Linked DNA regions of Homo sapiens: region 1 is linked to region 2. The links are chromatin loops, found by intact Hi-C in ENCODE. Cell type or tissue: OCI-LY7. All regions are shown on one strand. Region 1 overlaps NTNG1 (netrin G1). Region 2 overlaps NTNG1 (netrin G1).

Region 1 (8,000 bases), 50 kb before region 2:
AACAGATGAAAGGGACCTGATGTTTCAACTCATACTCCAGGGTCATCAGATTTTCTCATTTTTGTTTTATATTTAACAGAAGTGTTAAATATTTTTGTTTTATATTTAACAGAAGTGTTTTGTTTTATATTTAACAGTAGTGTGGAGGAAAGGAACCAGGACTATGAGCTTCTTGAGGGTAAGGGACCAGCAGGGGATGGTCAGGGTATGGTCAGGGGACAGGCAGGGCTGAATCCCCAGGTCCTGAGCAAGGCCTTCCATGGCGCCTGGTGTGCAGTAAGCTCTTAATAAACACTTGCTGGAAAAAATTATCTAATTCTATCTCCTCGCTGTGGAAATATGAAAACCAGGATCAGAGAAATAATAATAACAATAGTAAATTAGCTAGCACTATTGAACTACTTCATGTTTAAACATGCCTTCATAAGAATACATTTTCCTAACAGTGTAATGGTGTTTTACTTCATTTATACAGCAGCTTTATGAGAGAGATACAAGAAAGTATCACTATCCCTATTTTACAGATAAAGAAAAAAATCATCCCTAGGGAGTATATGTGTAACAGAATATAAAGCCAAACTGGTTTTAAAGTGATAACATAATGACTTAGCTCTTCTCCACACACCTCCTTCTCCCATCTCCCCCAAGTCCTATTAGCAATACTTTAAACAAAGTAAGGCAACTTTCATCTTTTAAGTGTTTGAAAATGGAGATCACTTTGCCTTGCTTTATTTGCCAAAAATTTCTGCTATGGCTTTAACAGGTTATCAAAAATCATTTGATGGAAAAAAAAGAGAGATTAATTAGGGTTTTGTGCTTGAAAAAATAAAAAGTGGGTAGCATCATTGCCTTTCAAATTTTCCTGTGGCCTCCCCTGAAGGTCACTGCAGACAGTTCTCCCAACAGTCAGCTTCATAGTCTCTGCCTTTTGCCTTAACATGCTTGATGCTTGGCCAGTCAAGTTGAACAGGCCAGAGGTGATTTAACTTCCCAGGAGCAACTCTCAAAGAAACAGATGTTTGAGGATAAATACTCCAGTATTTTTTCCCACCCCAGGGAGATAGTTCTGAGAATAGCATCTTTATTGATGTTCTTTCCTTCTCTTGTATCCTGGTCTTCTATCTCAAGTCCAAAATGCTCCAATTTGAATTCCACTTGCTTTACCACCTGCTAGCAGGTTGCTTAACTTTTATGTATCTTAATTTCCTCATCTGTAAAACTGGATTTTAACAGTACCTACATTATTAGGTTGTTAAGAATAACAAATTATTATCTTTGAAGTATTTAAAAAATAGTACCTGACACATAGTGCTTGCTATCATTATTACCACCTTCATTATTCTTGTTATTATTTTGGTTGTGGGAAGGAGGGCTGATAGGGCACTAGAGAAAGCCAAGATCTCCAAATTCCTGACTTGCAGAGTTCTTTGTAACAGTATTGCTAAATTATCACATGAAAGGTTTCTGGATCTATATGGCTGGCAGCTTAGGATATGACTAATACCATTCATGTTTTTATCTCTCATGAATTGTGTAGTTTGGACACAATTTTAAACTTTCAGGTGCTTGAATCAAATCTGAAGGCCACTGTTGATCCCTGATCCTCAGAGAGTGAGGATATAGCATCTGAAACGAAGGTGGAAGGTTCTGGAAGTCTTATAGGTCTTTACAATTCCGTAGAGATGACCATAGAAATGAAGCGACATGTGCTTTTTAAAATAAAAACCACATGATGCTGACAATAACTGCCACGATGCAGTTCCAGACCTTGAGGTTTCCCTTCATTTGAGGACCCGCCTGAAGAGCAGCCTTGCAACAAAAGCAAATGGAAATTGCCTCTCCTGCAGGACTGGAAATATCAAATGCAGAGTGTGTGGTAGCCTTTTAATCCACAGGGTAGCAAAGTAAAGGTCAATTACCTCAGAGGAATGAAAGGCATGTAGTAAAAGTCAAATAGATATGCCATTAGATAATGTATTTCAAGCATGAAAATGAGGATTTTTCTATTGCAGGGTTATATTTAATGCAGTGGTAAACACAAGAGCTTTATGACAAAGAGTAAGATACAAGGTTGACAGTGAATCTGCCTAACAGAGTGCCCTCTGTTTCATGTGTGGGGGGACTGTGCAGTCACCATTGATTGGTGTCAGGACCCTGCCAGGAAGCAGGCAGACTGGCCCCACAACCCGCCAGACTGAGCCAGGAGGAACAGGTGCTTCCAAGGGTGGCTCTAGGGATTTAAGTCCGTCAAGACACTCTCAGCTATGCCAGACCAGCCTCTCTGTCTGTAGTCTGTCCTGACCTGTGAACCTGTACCTTGGGCTTTTCTCCTTCCTCGACATTCTTCTCCTGAGCCTGACATTGGCTCCATACCCAGCTCTGCCCTCCATCATTGGTGAGTCAGGTTTAACAAACTCATTCCCAGCTCCCGTGGCTGTGACTCTGCATTCCAAGGCTGTTCCCCCATCCCCAAGTACCCCAGATTTGAGTCTCTACTTTTAACCAAGACCAATGTGTATCCATCCTTGGTTTCTGCATTTGTGGATGATTTGATTTGAAGTGTCTGACCCTGATTTTTACATTCCGGTCACTTGTTTAGAAAGGGCTCTTTCCCTGCCGAAAGCAATCACCTGGCCAGGTCTCTGGATATATCTTCTTCCCTGGCTATGCGATCAGTCTTTCACCTCATCAGAAACATCCTCAAGGGTCATAGGCAATGTGCTGAGGCTGGGAGAAGGAGTGCTTCTGCTGCTGACCCAGGAGTTCCTCATGAACCTGGTGTTATTTCACTTGGGGAAGCACAGGGTTGGTTTAGACCTATTGTCTAATTTCTCTGAGCTTCGGTTTCTACATTGCAAGCACGTAAAATAATTCCACTTCTCATTTCTTTTCTAAATATAAGCACTTACATTAAATAGGGACATTTATTTGGTAAAAATGTACTTTAGTGTTAATGAAACCGATTGGCAGTTCTGCCAGCAACATCACCATTGGATTAGATCTGTGTGGCAAAGTCTACCTTAGTTCTGAAAATCACTTTGGTGAACTTTTCCTTTATGCAATATATAATGCAAGTACCTATCCACTCTTGTTGGGAATGCCCTGATCCTGTGAAATAGCCAAGTGCAGGGACTTCAGCTTGAGATGGTAAGCTTTCTGGTTAGTGACGTAAGTCTGATGCCTCGTTTGCACATCCACACGTCTAGGGAGATTCCCCAGTAAATTGCAATGTATGCTGCCTTATTCCTGAAAATGCTGACTTGTCCTTGGTAGATACATGCATCTTTTTGCCCAAGCACTTGCTCATAGGAAATAAGAAGAGTGCAGGGCACAAGGAGGAGTGTGGTGCTCTGATCTCTTATCCTCTCACTGGAGAAAATGCTGTGAAGAGGAACCAGACTGAGCTTGTGCACACAACCAGGACTGAATTTTGCTGTCTCAAAGGTGAAGTTATGGTGGATTCGACAGACTTAAATGTACTGGTTGAACAGAGCCATTGTTTTTCTCCTGGGCCAGGAGGTCTGGCTGCATTCTCTGGGTAGATGTGAGAATTTCCCTTAAAGAAATAGAATCTTCTCAGACAATTATCCTCAGGCAGGAAATTAGGTGGGCTTTAGAGGGATAAAGGAGTTCTCTTCTCTTTCTCTGGAGCCAGGCAGTGGGGAGCTTGGAGGTGTGGTGGTGACTGAGATAATCCTCCGTTCCTGGCCACATCACTACTGCATGATGCCTCCTGGGAGGTTCAATGTGAGGCCTTAAAACTAGTCACTTACTCTCAGTTTAGTATTCAGTGCTCCCCAAAGCTTCCATCAAGTGTTGTTAAATTCAACAACCTTGTTTTAAGGAAGTATGTGTCCAAAACTGGGGGAAACAGATATGTGACAAGCAGCTCAACTGGCCCCATGTAAGCCAGGAAGAGGAGTCAGGGGGACCCTGAAGCCACACATATCAGGCTCAGGGCACTTTAATCTCCCCCTTTGCAGACCTGCAACTCCCTGCTTTTCCTATGTTACTCTAAATGAAGCTCTGCTGCTGAGTCAATGAATAAGTAGGCAGAGGCAGTGATCTTCATTTGAGAAGAGGCGTTATTCAGATAGTTACAAAGGAACAGAGCTGTGAACATAAACAGTAGGGGAAGACGGGACACTTGCATGTGCTGGGGCTGGTGGCTGGGGGGGCAGCAAAAGAAGACTGGAAGCTGGGACCAAGAAAGCCAAGAAATTATCCAGTAAGGTTCACTCGAGATACTATGTCAGCAATTAGGTTAAAAATTTCCATGTCATACAAATTAAAAGTCAGAGAAAAGCATGTAAGAAACTCAAGGAAAACAAAAAAACAGAAACAAAACAAAATTCAGGGCCAGTGTAAATTCTAAAGTTGAGGGAGCCTGGGCATAAGGTGGCACGGCAGAGTGGGTAGGATCTCAGGCTCCTCACAGGGTTTCCTGATTGGGATCCTTTGCCTTTTTAACTGGGTATACAACACTGGACAATTTTCTTAATGCCTCTGCTTCTCAATCTGTAAAATGGAAATACAATAGCAAATTTTTTTTTTTTGTTTTTTTTTTTGTTTTGTTTTGAGACGGAGTCTCACTCTGTCACCCAGGCTGGAGTGCAGTGGCGCGACCTCGGCTCACTGTAAGCTCCGCCTCCCGGGTTCACGCCATTCCCATGCCTCAGCCTCCCGAGTAGCTGGGACTACAGGCGCCCGCCACCGCGCCCAGCTAATTTCTTGTATTTTTAGTAGAGACGGGGTTTCACTGTGGTCTCGATCTCCTGACCTCATGATCCGCCCACCTCTGCCTCCCAAAGTGCTGGGATTACAGGCGTGAGCCACCGCGCCCAGCCTACAATAGCAATATTATTATATGTTTTGATGATTAAATAAGTCAATAAGAGTAAAGTGCTTATAGGAGTTCCTAACACAATATAAGTGCTCAATAAATGTTGGCAAATTACTATCATTACTATTATTGTTTTCTAGGCAGATATGAGCTAGAAGCAACTGATTAATAATTAAATGTCCTGACTAGTCACCTACTCTCTGTCTTTCTCCAAAATGAGGAAGAGGTAAACAGAAAGAATGAGGTGGTTAGGCACAAGAATTTAAAGCACAGGAAAAACAGTTAAAAGAGCAAAAAAGTGTGAATACCAAGAAGACTATGATTCTGAGCTGGTCTGATGTCTGACATGGTGAACTTCATATTTACTTCCTCTTGGGGTAGCTAAAAATCCTGCTTATTATCAATTATCAGTCAAATGATCAATCTATGACCTGAAGGTGGAGGCACTAAAGTGGGTTTCATTGTGGGTTGTAATCCCTTTTTGGGTCAGAATCAAAAGATAAGTCAACATTCTTGACTAAAACATAATAATATATAACTTTCATATCCAATAAGGGCACTTTAGCCAATGAATCTGCCATTTAAAAATAGCTGATCAATAGTACCCTGTAGATCATGTCAGTAATCACTGGAAAAAATATTAATTAAGAAGAAGGATTCCAGAAGAACTTCTACTTACAACCAAGTTGGAGTAACAAGACCTGTATTTAACCTCCCACCTGAAACAACAGCAACAACAAGTCAAAACAAAATATACGAAACGTTTTTAAGACATCAGGTAAGGAGGGACAATTGCCTCTGAGAGGCAGAAAACAAATGAGATGAGTCCAATGACTGCCTTAGCTTGCCAGAGTGTAGAAAGGAGGAACGCAGGCTGAGCTACTAGACTCCCGGATCAAAGGAGTTGAGGTGAGTTCAGGGGACTGAGGATGCTAGAGTCAAGGCTAAGTACTGGAGAGAAAAGAATTGCACAAAGAACACTGAAGATCTGTACATGGTCCCCCTGAACGATTTAGCAGAGTACTTGTTAGTGTATGTGTATGAAGAAACTACATGAAGGCAGGGAAAAAACCTCCAAAAGTATTAGAGAAAAGCACCCAGTATTCACACAAGGCTAGGAATAGTGCCGGTGCTCACTAGTCAGACTAGAAAATCTCTAATTCACAGGGCATTGAGTAGATAATCAGGAAAGTCTTGCTTCAATAATGAGGAATAATTAACCCTAGACTACTGTGAACGAGTCAGAAAAGCAAGATCCGAAAGGACTAACAGTTTCCAAATAACTTAATAAATCACAGAAAAAAAAACCCTAAAGAATATTCATAAAAATACAAAAAGGCTCAACACTCAACCAGATAAAATTCACAATACCTATTATAGAATCAAAGATTGCCAGTCATGCAAAGGAGCAGAAAAATGACACAAATAATCAACTGAAATCAACTCCAAACTGACACATATATTGGAATTAGCAGACAGGACATTAAAACAGTTATATACAATTATTATAATTGTATTCTATATGTTCAAACATTAACTAAAGTAATAGAATATATAGATATATATTTTTAAAAGACCCAAATTGAACTTCTAGAGCCAAAAAGTACATTTCTGTAAAAAAAGATACACTGAATGAAATTAGAAGAAATGATTAGTGAAGTGAAAGACACAGCAATAGAAATGGTTTAAAATGAAACATAGAGAAGATAAAAAAAATTTTTAAAAATGCAAAAAGCTTCAGTGAATTGCATGCCAATGTAAAGTCACCTAAGACATGTGTAACTGGAATAGTCAAAGGAGAAGAGAGAGAGATGGGTGGGCCAAATAAATATTTGAATAAATAATTACCAAAACTTTTCTGACTTTACCAAATCCAAGGAGTGTCATGAACCTCAAGAATAAAAATAAATAAATAAAATTACACCAAGCACATCTTAAACAAACATGCCCCAAACGAGCAATACAGACTATCTTGAAAGCAACAGAAGAATAAAGGACATGTTACACACAGATTTCTTTTTGAAAACAATCCAAGTGAGAAGACAGTAGAGTAAAATCTTCCAAGTAATAAAAGAAAAACAGAAAACACGTCAATCTAGGACTCTCTACCCAGTAAAATATCTTTCAAAATAGAAGTCTGTGGCTGAGTGTAGTGGCTCATGCATGTAATCCCAATACTCTCAGAGGCCGAGGCAGGAGGATTTCTTGAAGCCAGGTGTTTGAGACCTGCCTGAGCAAAAAAGCAAGACCCTGTCTTTACAAAAAATAATTTAAAAAATAGCCAGATGTTGTGGCACACGCCTGGAGTCTCGGCTACTTGAGAGGCTGAGTCATGAGGATTGCTTGAACCCAGGATGTTGAGGCTGTAGTGAGCTATGATTGTGCCACTGCACTCCAGCCTGGGTGACAGAGTGAGACCCTGTCTCTTGAAAAAAAATAAATAAATAAAAAATAAAAAAGAAGGCTGAATAAAGACATTTTCAGACATACAAAAGCTGAAAGAATTCATTTCCAGCAGACATGTGCTGCAAGAAATGTTAAAGGAAGTCCTTTAGGAAAAAAAAAAAAAAAAGGATAACATACGGAATTCTGCATTTAGACACAAAGGAATGAAGAGAACAAGAAATGGTAGCTATGTGAGTAAATATGTAAGTTTTTATCTGTTATTTGAAAGATAATTGTTAAAACAAAAATGATATATTGTGAGGTATATTAGATATATATATATCTGTAAAACATGTGAAAACAAAATCATAAAGTCTGAGAGGGGAGAAATGGAAGTACTATTGTAAGGTTGTTATATTTCATCTGAACTGGTATGATATCACCTGAATTTAGACTGTGTTAAATTATAGTTATATATTATATACTCTAAAGCAATTCTAAGTTAAAAAAATGAAAAATGACTAGTAAGCCAACAAAGGAGATATAAAGGAATCATTTAAAAAATTCCATTAATCCCAACAAATGCAGAAAAAGAGGAAAAGGGAACAATAAGAATGGGACAAGTAGAAAATAAATAGCAAGATATTACCTTTAAGTCTAAAGATATCAATAATTACATTAAGTATAAATAATCTAAACACTATAATTAGGATAGATATTTAAACAAAAACAAGACGAGTTATATGCTGCCCACGAAAAGGGTGCAGAAAAA
Region 2 (8,000 bases):
TATACAAATTTAAAGGATTATTACTTAAATATGAGTGGGGACTATTAGAATGACATTAACTCATTCCCTTCTCTTTGAATTTTCTCAGATTATTTCTCAATTTCCTTCAGAAATTACCTTTTACATAGTAGTATTCCACAGGATTCTGTAAATGTTCTATAATGGTCATTTATACCTATGAACAAAAAAATCCTCAATGTCATCGATTCTCAAAGAGTCCACCATAACACATAAGGTAATAATTCTCAAACCTATATTTGAGCTCAAATCTCTCTCTACAACACTAGACAAGTATTTTCAAATCCCTAACTAGAATCTCTACTTGAATTTCTACTACTTGAAATGGCACAACAAAATAACTAGCTAAATCATGAATTAACTAAAAGCCTGTTTCAGTATTTATTCCCCATTTTAGTTTTGGCCCCACCATCCAATTCACTAGGAAGTCTTCCCCAAAATCTGACTGGTCAACAAGTCCTACTGACTTTGTAAGCAAATCTGAGACCACTGCCATATGATGGCTCCTGTGGAATATGGAGAGCTTTTCTGGATTCTCCACTTGAGCATCAGGGCTTGGAGCTATAGTTGCTCCACAATTAAGCAATGTTATAGCTTTCCAGTCTGCACAGTTACACCAGAATAGCCTTTACTACAATTGCCTTAAAAACTGTTCCTCACTTGTAGTCAATTAATACGGAGACTCCATAAGATTTTGGGTTTCTTATGGCATGGGAGAATCAGAGAGAAAGAGGTAGGAATCCTTCAGAGCTTCCTGAACATGCTGAAGACCCATAAAGGGAAGATGGTAGAACATCTTCAGGACTCTTAACTCCATCAATTCTTTACTGCTTGGAGTTCCTTAACATGCTGTGCTGTTTTTAGGTATAATTTGTCTGCCTAGGATATCCATTCTTTCCTGGCTGCTTGGCACAATAAAACCCATATTTCAAGACATCATACATGTCACATCTTTATCAAAGGTTTTACTAATCTTTCCAGATTACATTAGTAGCTTCTCTGCTACCACAGCACTTTGAATATTCACACAGTAAAATCACTTAACCCACATTATCATCATTTTTTTTTTGTCGTTGTTGTTTATAAAGTCTGTGTCCCTTCTGGATATCAGCTCCTTAAGAGCAGAGACTATGCTTGGTGCATCTTCGTCTGTCTACCATCAAAGCCAGCATCTGTCCCAGAGTAGAGGATAAGTATTTATGGATGACAGAAAGGAAGAAGGTGTTATAAAAAGCAGAATCTGTTAAGTGGCAGTAAAGCCCAACCTCAATAATTGAGACTAATTGGAAAAGAATAGATAAAGGCCAGGCTCAATGCTTTAAAAGCATTTTTGTGGGATGTCTCTTACAAAAGAGGTAAAAAGTAAATATTTCAGATTTATTTCAGTTGTGGCTAGGAAAAAGACTTAGGGAACCTTCAGAATAACTGATTTTTCCAGAAATTTAAAAAGTGCTCTACTGCTTTTATACTTTTGAATTTCCCCAAGTGTTCTTGCTTGCCTGACATCACATCTTTCGCACTAACCATGTGGAAGTTGTGCTTCAAGAACACGATGTCAGCTCCACCTTGTTCTAATTACAGCAAATATAAAGGCAGTGACATTCAAAGAATAAGGTTTACACATAGAAGCTGGACTCCTGAGAGTGACGTAGGGGGCCTGCCTCACTCCTGGCACCTAGTCATAGTGGCTCTGGTCCTGGCCCTTTGCAGGTCCTGGGATTAGGCAGGGAGAGTGTGATTCTGAGCAGGGGCAGCCATGAAGTGAAGATGGCACCAAAAAGTTTTGTCGAAGTGAAACTTCTGTGCTAATATTCCAAGGCTTCTTTCTTGGAGGTAAACAATGGAGGTAGAAAAAGGAAAAAATACTGTTCACTATTATGGCAGTCAACTACCTATAATGGAGCCTGAGTAGGCACTGCAAGGGATAAGAAATGTGTAATGACCATTGAGAAAAAATGACCGATAATTACCTTCAGGAATATTTTGTTAAAGGGTAAATACTGAAGATGTTGATGGGAGTTTTCCAGTCCACTTTCTTCAAGTTCTTACTGTTAAAATAGAATTTCCATTGTCTTATGGCTAAAATCAGTACCTTGATATATGGCTGATAGCATATCTTAAAAATAAATGAGTAGATTACTAAAGATTCATTTGTCTTTCAGATTTATAAATTATTACATTAAATCACATTATTTCTTTGAAATTGTTTACCTCAAAGAAATAATAAATAATTTTTAGTTTATATTTCATAAAATCTATGCAGCTGACAAATACAGTGCTCGCTTTTTCAATTATTTTAATTGTGGAAAGCTTGCAAAGAAACAAAATACTTAAAAATCAAAGCTTCCAATGGTGTAAATAAGAAAACATTTTGGACATTATCTATATTTAACAGCTTTTGAGTTTAACCCCCTGTCTGTATAAAAAGATGTTCAGAACAAACATTTACTTCTAATTTCTCCTCTTGCCCCTCATCTGAGTAGATTTTATTTATGCATTAGATGACCTTTTTGGCCATTAGAACCATCTTGCTTCAGCAGTTAATTAACATAAGTACCATAATTTAATACAGTTAATGCTACTTGATGCCCTTTAATGTACCTTCCATTAGTGATATTATTGTAGTATTACCCTGTAAATTAAAATGAGATCAAGACTAAGAGAGCCGCTCTTTAATTAAGGTACTGGCACACTGCACTCGTCTGTTATTCACTGGAGAAAATCACCGTGATTTACTGAAGCAGGACATCCATAAGTCAGAATTAGTCCATGTAGATTATTAAGTTTATTGAACAATGTAAGTACTACGGAGCTGCTGAAATTGCCAACAGCCATGTTTCCTCTTTTTCCTTCATTATCTTAATAAATACGCAATGAGAGGGAGTAAATGGAAGCAAAATAAGTATGTGGCAAAAGAAGAATAAATTTTTTATGATGAGATTACACTTTTTTCTTACTAGTAAAATAGGTATCAGATGTATCACATTCCAAAAAGAACATAAATGCTACATTAGTCTAATGTCAATCAAAACACTATTTTTCCATTAAAAAACACTAGCCAGTATAAAACAAACATATGCACAAAGAAACGGAGAATTGGATCTCACAAGCTCAGTCATCTTAAGCAAAGATCAACTGTCTCACAGTTTAAGATTTCAAGGTAAAAAAATTTTGAATTCTCTGTCCACTATACTATAGATGTTTACATCTGGTCTCCATTCTACTTTTCCAAAATAACTTATGTCAATTTCCACATTATGGTGGGGTGGGGATAGAAGTAACAAGTAGAAAAATATCATTATCATGATCAGATATAGACATGTAAAGGCATGTTAAATGTTGCAATCATTTCATGGGATGGTGGGGGCGGGTGCAAGGAACAAGAACTTCAGTTGTATTTTGAAAAGTGTACATTTATGAGAGCCTTGAAAGGGAAACTTTAGAACTTTCTTTTAGAGATTATCAATTAATATTTAATCCTTCTATAGATGATTTGTTATATAACAGAAAGACAATCTAGACCATTAATCTTACTGAAACTTTCAAGAGTAAAATAATTAGATCAGCTTCTATGCTGAAAGGCCCCTGAACCAGACTATAGCTCAACATTTCCTTTCACTGGCTCCATCATCAGCAGATCTTCATTATATAACTTAAAAGCTGGAGACACGCCCGAGCCATCAGACCTTGCTTCTTTAGTCCCTCCCCTAAGACTAAAAATACTCCAGCCATCTGGTGCCTAGTGCAGTACATGCCAGCATCAGTTCTGCCCTGAGGATTTGGACAAAGTCTGGAGGTGACAGAAGAAGACCTTATGGAAGGGGCTCACCTCTACTGGACCTTTCTCATTTGCCCAGCTGCTTCTCTTCAGCTTACAGTTGACTAGTGAACAGGAAAAGACAGTGGAGCTGAGTCCAGAGAAGGAGGGAGGAGCCCTCCAAACTCCTCAGAACCACTGAAATGCAGTTGGAGGAAATGACTAGTCTGGGAGATGGGAGAAATGTGATAGATATGAAGGAATCTACATTTCCAACACACCACCTTTAGGAGATGGCATGCTTGACATCAGTGGAGAATGCAGAAAAATGCCTTTAGCTTTCAAGTTTATTTTACACTTTCTTTTAAATTATTAGAGGAAACAAAATGAATACTAATAACAAAAATAAGCATCAGCAATAGGTTTTTCCCAACCAAAATGCTTCAGAAGATTGCCTTATTTACAAGTGGCAAATAAAGGTATATGGGGAGGTGGAGCAATAGGAATTTGGGCTCAGATTAAGTATTTTTTAAACTGCAAGGAAATTGACCTAGATGAATCTACCGAGCAATGTAGATTACACTAGGATTAAAATCCACATCTTAGTTTGTTAATTTTTTACCATTATTCATGTAGATGAATTGAATATTTGCTACTTCATTGTGGCAAGCTATCATTAATAATAACAATATCAACTATTTTCATATATCATACTTCCCCAAGAATAAGATCCTGGAAACTAATAGTCTTTTGCTAAAATGTTCATAAGTATAATGGCTGTGTATTACTATAAATAGCAAACTTATGTTTAAGACAACAGCTCCTGTATTGCCCTGTCATGTACTCTGCTAATAATACATGAATTATCCTCTACAGCTTAGAACTCACAAGTTCAACATCATACTGCTTTAAAGATATATTCGTTATATACCACCAAGATCTTGGTCAAAATTTTAGGAAAAGCTTCGCAGATAAAGGCTTTTGATTCTTCCATGAGGAACATGAAGCTAGAAAAAGCTGAGAGTAGATGGCCACCAGTTTCTACTGCTTTTCCACAGCTAAGACTCTGAAACCTTTGACACCACACTATGATCAAGCCCACCACTCCATTCTGCGTTCCCACTATGGTCTTTACCTTAACAGCAGTGACCTTTCTCCCAGCACACATAGGTAAGGCAAATCTCTAACAGACCAGAAAGTTTCAACACTTCTCCAGTTTCTGAGAACTGGGCTGCCTAAAGGATGTTGGCAGCCAATAAATTGAATCAATCCTGCCTTATCTGTTTGAATTTTATCATTAAATAATGAAACCTACATGATATATACTATTTATATGCTTATCCTCATATGTTTCAATTTAAAGATATCTTGGCCTTTTTACTGGGGTGTTATTTCTTTGCTTGCCTTTCCCTTTGCTAGATACTCTGCTCTTACCTTTACTTTTCCCACTCATTATCTCATGCTTCCACTCCCATCAGGTGGTCGTTTTGATAATATACCACACTTAAAAAGCTGGTTGAAAATCCCTATGTGGTGGTTCTGGTTCTCATTATTGAAGTTTTTCATTTAAACATCTTCAAAATTCTTGGAAATTTGCTCAATTCTGTCTCTAGTATATTATCAAAACCAAAGCTATCCCTGACTGTGTTTAATTAATGTGTTTAAACTCTGTCCATTTGTGATTAATCTACAAGATGAAGGGAGCCCAACTCAGGTCTATATTTTAAATGCTAGTATATATTTTTGATATAATAACATCCAAAAACATGAAAAGTAGAGCGTGTCCCAATTTAACAAATGTTTCCTACATGCTATTGATTCTGATTTAATAAATTTAAAGAAACATAACTCTAGTTTCCAGATTTTTTTGTGCAATATTACACAAAACATAAATTGACTGCTGTACCATGTTGAATCCCTGCTTTGCATTTGTAAACAATGGTATGTTGTATTTCTAGTTTTTCAGTTCGTTATAGGGCAAATGGTTTTGCTTCCCCTGGCTTCATTGCCTTAAAGACCTAAAGGACCTCCCGACTCAGGGAGTTACTTTTTAAAATTCACTTTTATTTAAATTCTGAAGAATCATGCCAGGTTCAGGGACAGCAAGTTTGGGATTACAAATTACTGCTGAGGATGAGGGATCTCAGAATGCCTTCAGAACCTACTTCTACAGTGGAGTTCCTGAAGAAAACGTTGCAGTAGAAATTGACAAATGTCACTTTACAGCTGTGAGACACTCTGGCATTTTCTTTGGACACACCCGTTCCCATTGAAGGCAGACAGATTTTCTCTTACCTTCCTCGCACCTTTATGTCTGAGATCGCGTAAAAGTAGCGTGCCAAGTGTAGCTCATCTACAAATATTTCCCCAACGGCTGGTCTTAACAGCCTTATCCTCAGGTCTGTGACTGTAAAGAAATCTCTGAGTTTCTTGGTTGTATCCAGCTGTCCGTAGAGGGAAGCCATATTGCGTAGGCGAGGTCCAGCAAAAAACGCGAACCTGTCTTTGATTTCAAAGTGGATTATTTTGCTATTTGTTGTATACCCTGTTGAGTACTCTTCTGTGCAAATGATTTCTAAGACCGTATGCTGTGATAAATCCTTCACGGATTTAGGATCCATGTGAAAAGCATCTAAGCAGTCTGTGGCATAATACTGATAGGGCTGCCATGTTCGTCCATAATCGAGAGACTTCTCCAGGATCATTTGGTCTGGACGCCCAGATTCAAAGGTAATAACTATGTTGTCTGTTAGCTCAATGGTTTTGCTCCAAGACAGAGTGATGTTAACCTGGAGAGGCTTGGGATACTCCTTCCAAGTGGCAGACTGCCAAAATGTGGAGGGATGTCTTCCTTCAAAATCAAACATCAGCTCAGGGGGGTGTGCCAGCTCAGGGGTACTCGCATCACACTCATTATTGCACATGTAGGGATTGCCCTATGGAAGAAGAACAAAAGAGCGTGCATCAAAACACTGGTTTGCCACAAGTCTTGCCATATTGCTGTTGCTCAGTAAGAGGCTAGAAAAGGAAAAAAAAAATCTGTTTTCAGTAATCATTTTTATTTGCCCTAACTGGATTCTCCTCTTTAATAGCTTTTAAAAAAAAAAAGCAATATGGTAATTTTCTTGTCTTGTTTCCTTCCATGTGCTTTAAGAAATGAAAACAGTTTATTTATCCCATATGTGTTAGACCCATAATGTGGTCACAGAAGCACGAAGGCACCGAGCAACTGTCTAACAGCTCAATACCTCCGCTTCCTCTTACAAAGATGCTATAGAAAAGCAAGGGAAATTCCTCCCTGCCTGAAGGACATTCTTTAAGAGTACACTTCTTTAAAAAGTCATTTTTCAAGCAAAGCTTTAGAATGAGCCATGAACCATAGATACCTGTGTTCTGTAGGGGAGACAATACCCCCATACAACATTCAGCCTTTTTTTTTGGCTTTCCCTGAAATCCGTCATACTTAACTGGGTCCTTGCTTCATAATGTCTGGTTTTACAACGTTTACTTTGTTCACCACCAATTATTAAAATGTGGTACCCTAAAGGCTCTGGGGCTTGGTCCAAATACCTGCCAGCCTATTAGGTAGAGATAAAAGGATTGTTCAGGAAAGTCTTGGGGCTGGGAGTGTGCTCCAAGTTATCAGGACAAGAAAACGTACTACTCAGTTAGGAGGCTGTTGCACATCAAACCACAGCCACTTGATGTGTTTGTTACTCTGTGCCTGCCCACAGGCAGTTCTTCATGGATGTTAGTTATTATTATTCTACCTTTAACAAATGCTACTTCCTTTACAGACATTCAAACAAGAAGCTAGAAATAAATCTCCTAGTTATATTACAAGTTACAACACTGCTTATGCTACACTAAATGGCTACTCTCAGCTTTCATCAGTAGATTCCATGGCAAATGACAAGTTACCAGATTTTTGTTGATTTTGTTTTTAAGAAAACAAGTAGTATCATTAGGACTTGACTATTCAGGTGTTTCTTATTCTGTACTCAGTTATTATGAGCATGGCTGGGTGAAAAGAATTGATCCTCGGACATTGTCCTTGGGCTTCCTTTTGTAATTACAATTAGGTTTCTTTCTTTCTTTCCTTTTTTTTTTTTTCCATATACTGTGAGCTTTTCATCATACCTGTAGGATACAGGAGCGAGGTCTCAGATAATGAATTTACACTTTAGACACTGACACTCAGTTACTAGCTGACTCCTATGAAATA

What was found. Peaks named below come from ENCODE experiments on the same cell type or tissue, not always from the same donor. Only the 100,000 strongest peaks of a DNase experiment are listed, where the experiment ranks them.
Region 1: a loop joins it to region 2, with 5 times the contacts of the local background. A loop is called at or near these places in 2 of 110 quality-filtered maps.

What each region holds. Positions count from the first base shown.
Region 1 is chr1:107,372,986-107,380,985 of GRCh38, reverse strand. The region is part of intron 3 of NTNG1 (netrin G1); the gene reads right to left. Among named protein-coding and RNA genes, the nearest start is that of NTNG1, 240 kb to the right of the region's middle. In OCI-LY7, no CTCF peak of the experiment used is centred here; no DNase peak of the experiment used is centred here.
Region 2 is chr1:107,322,993-107,330,992 of GRCh38, reverse strand. It overlaps NTNG1 (netrin G1), which reads right to left. Exons shown (of 8, transcript NM_001113226.3): 3 at 6,071-6,711. Among named protein-coding and RNA genes, the nearest start is that of NTNG1, 190 kb to the right of the region's middle. In OCI-LY7, no CTCF peak of the experiment used is centred here; a DNase peak (open chromatin) is centred at 3,722; H3K4me3 peaks cover 520 bases.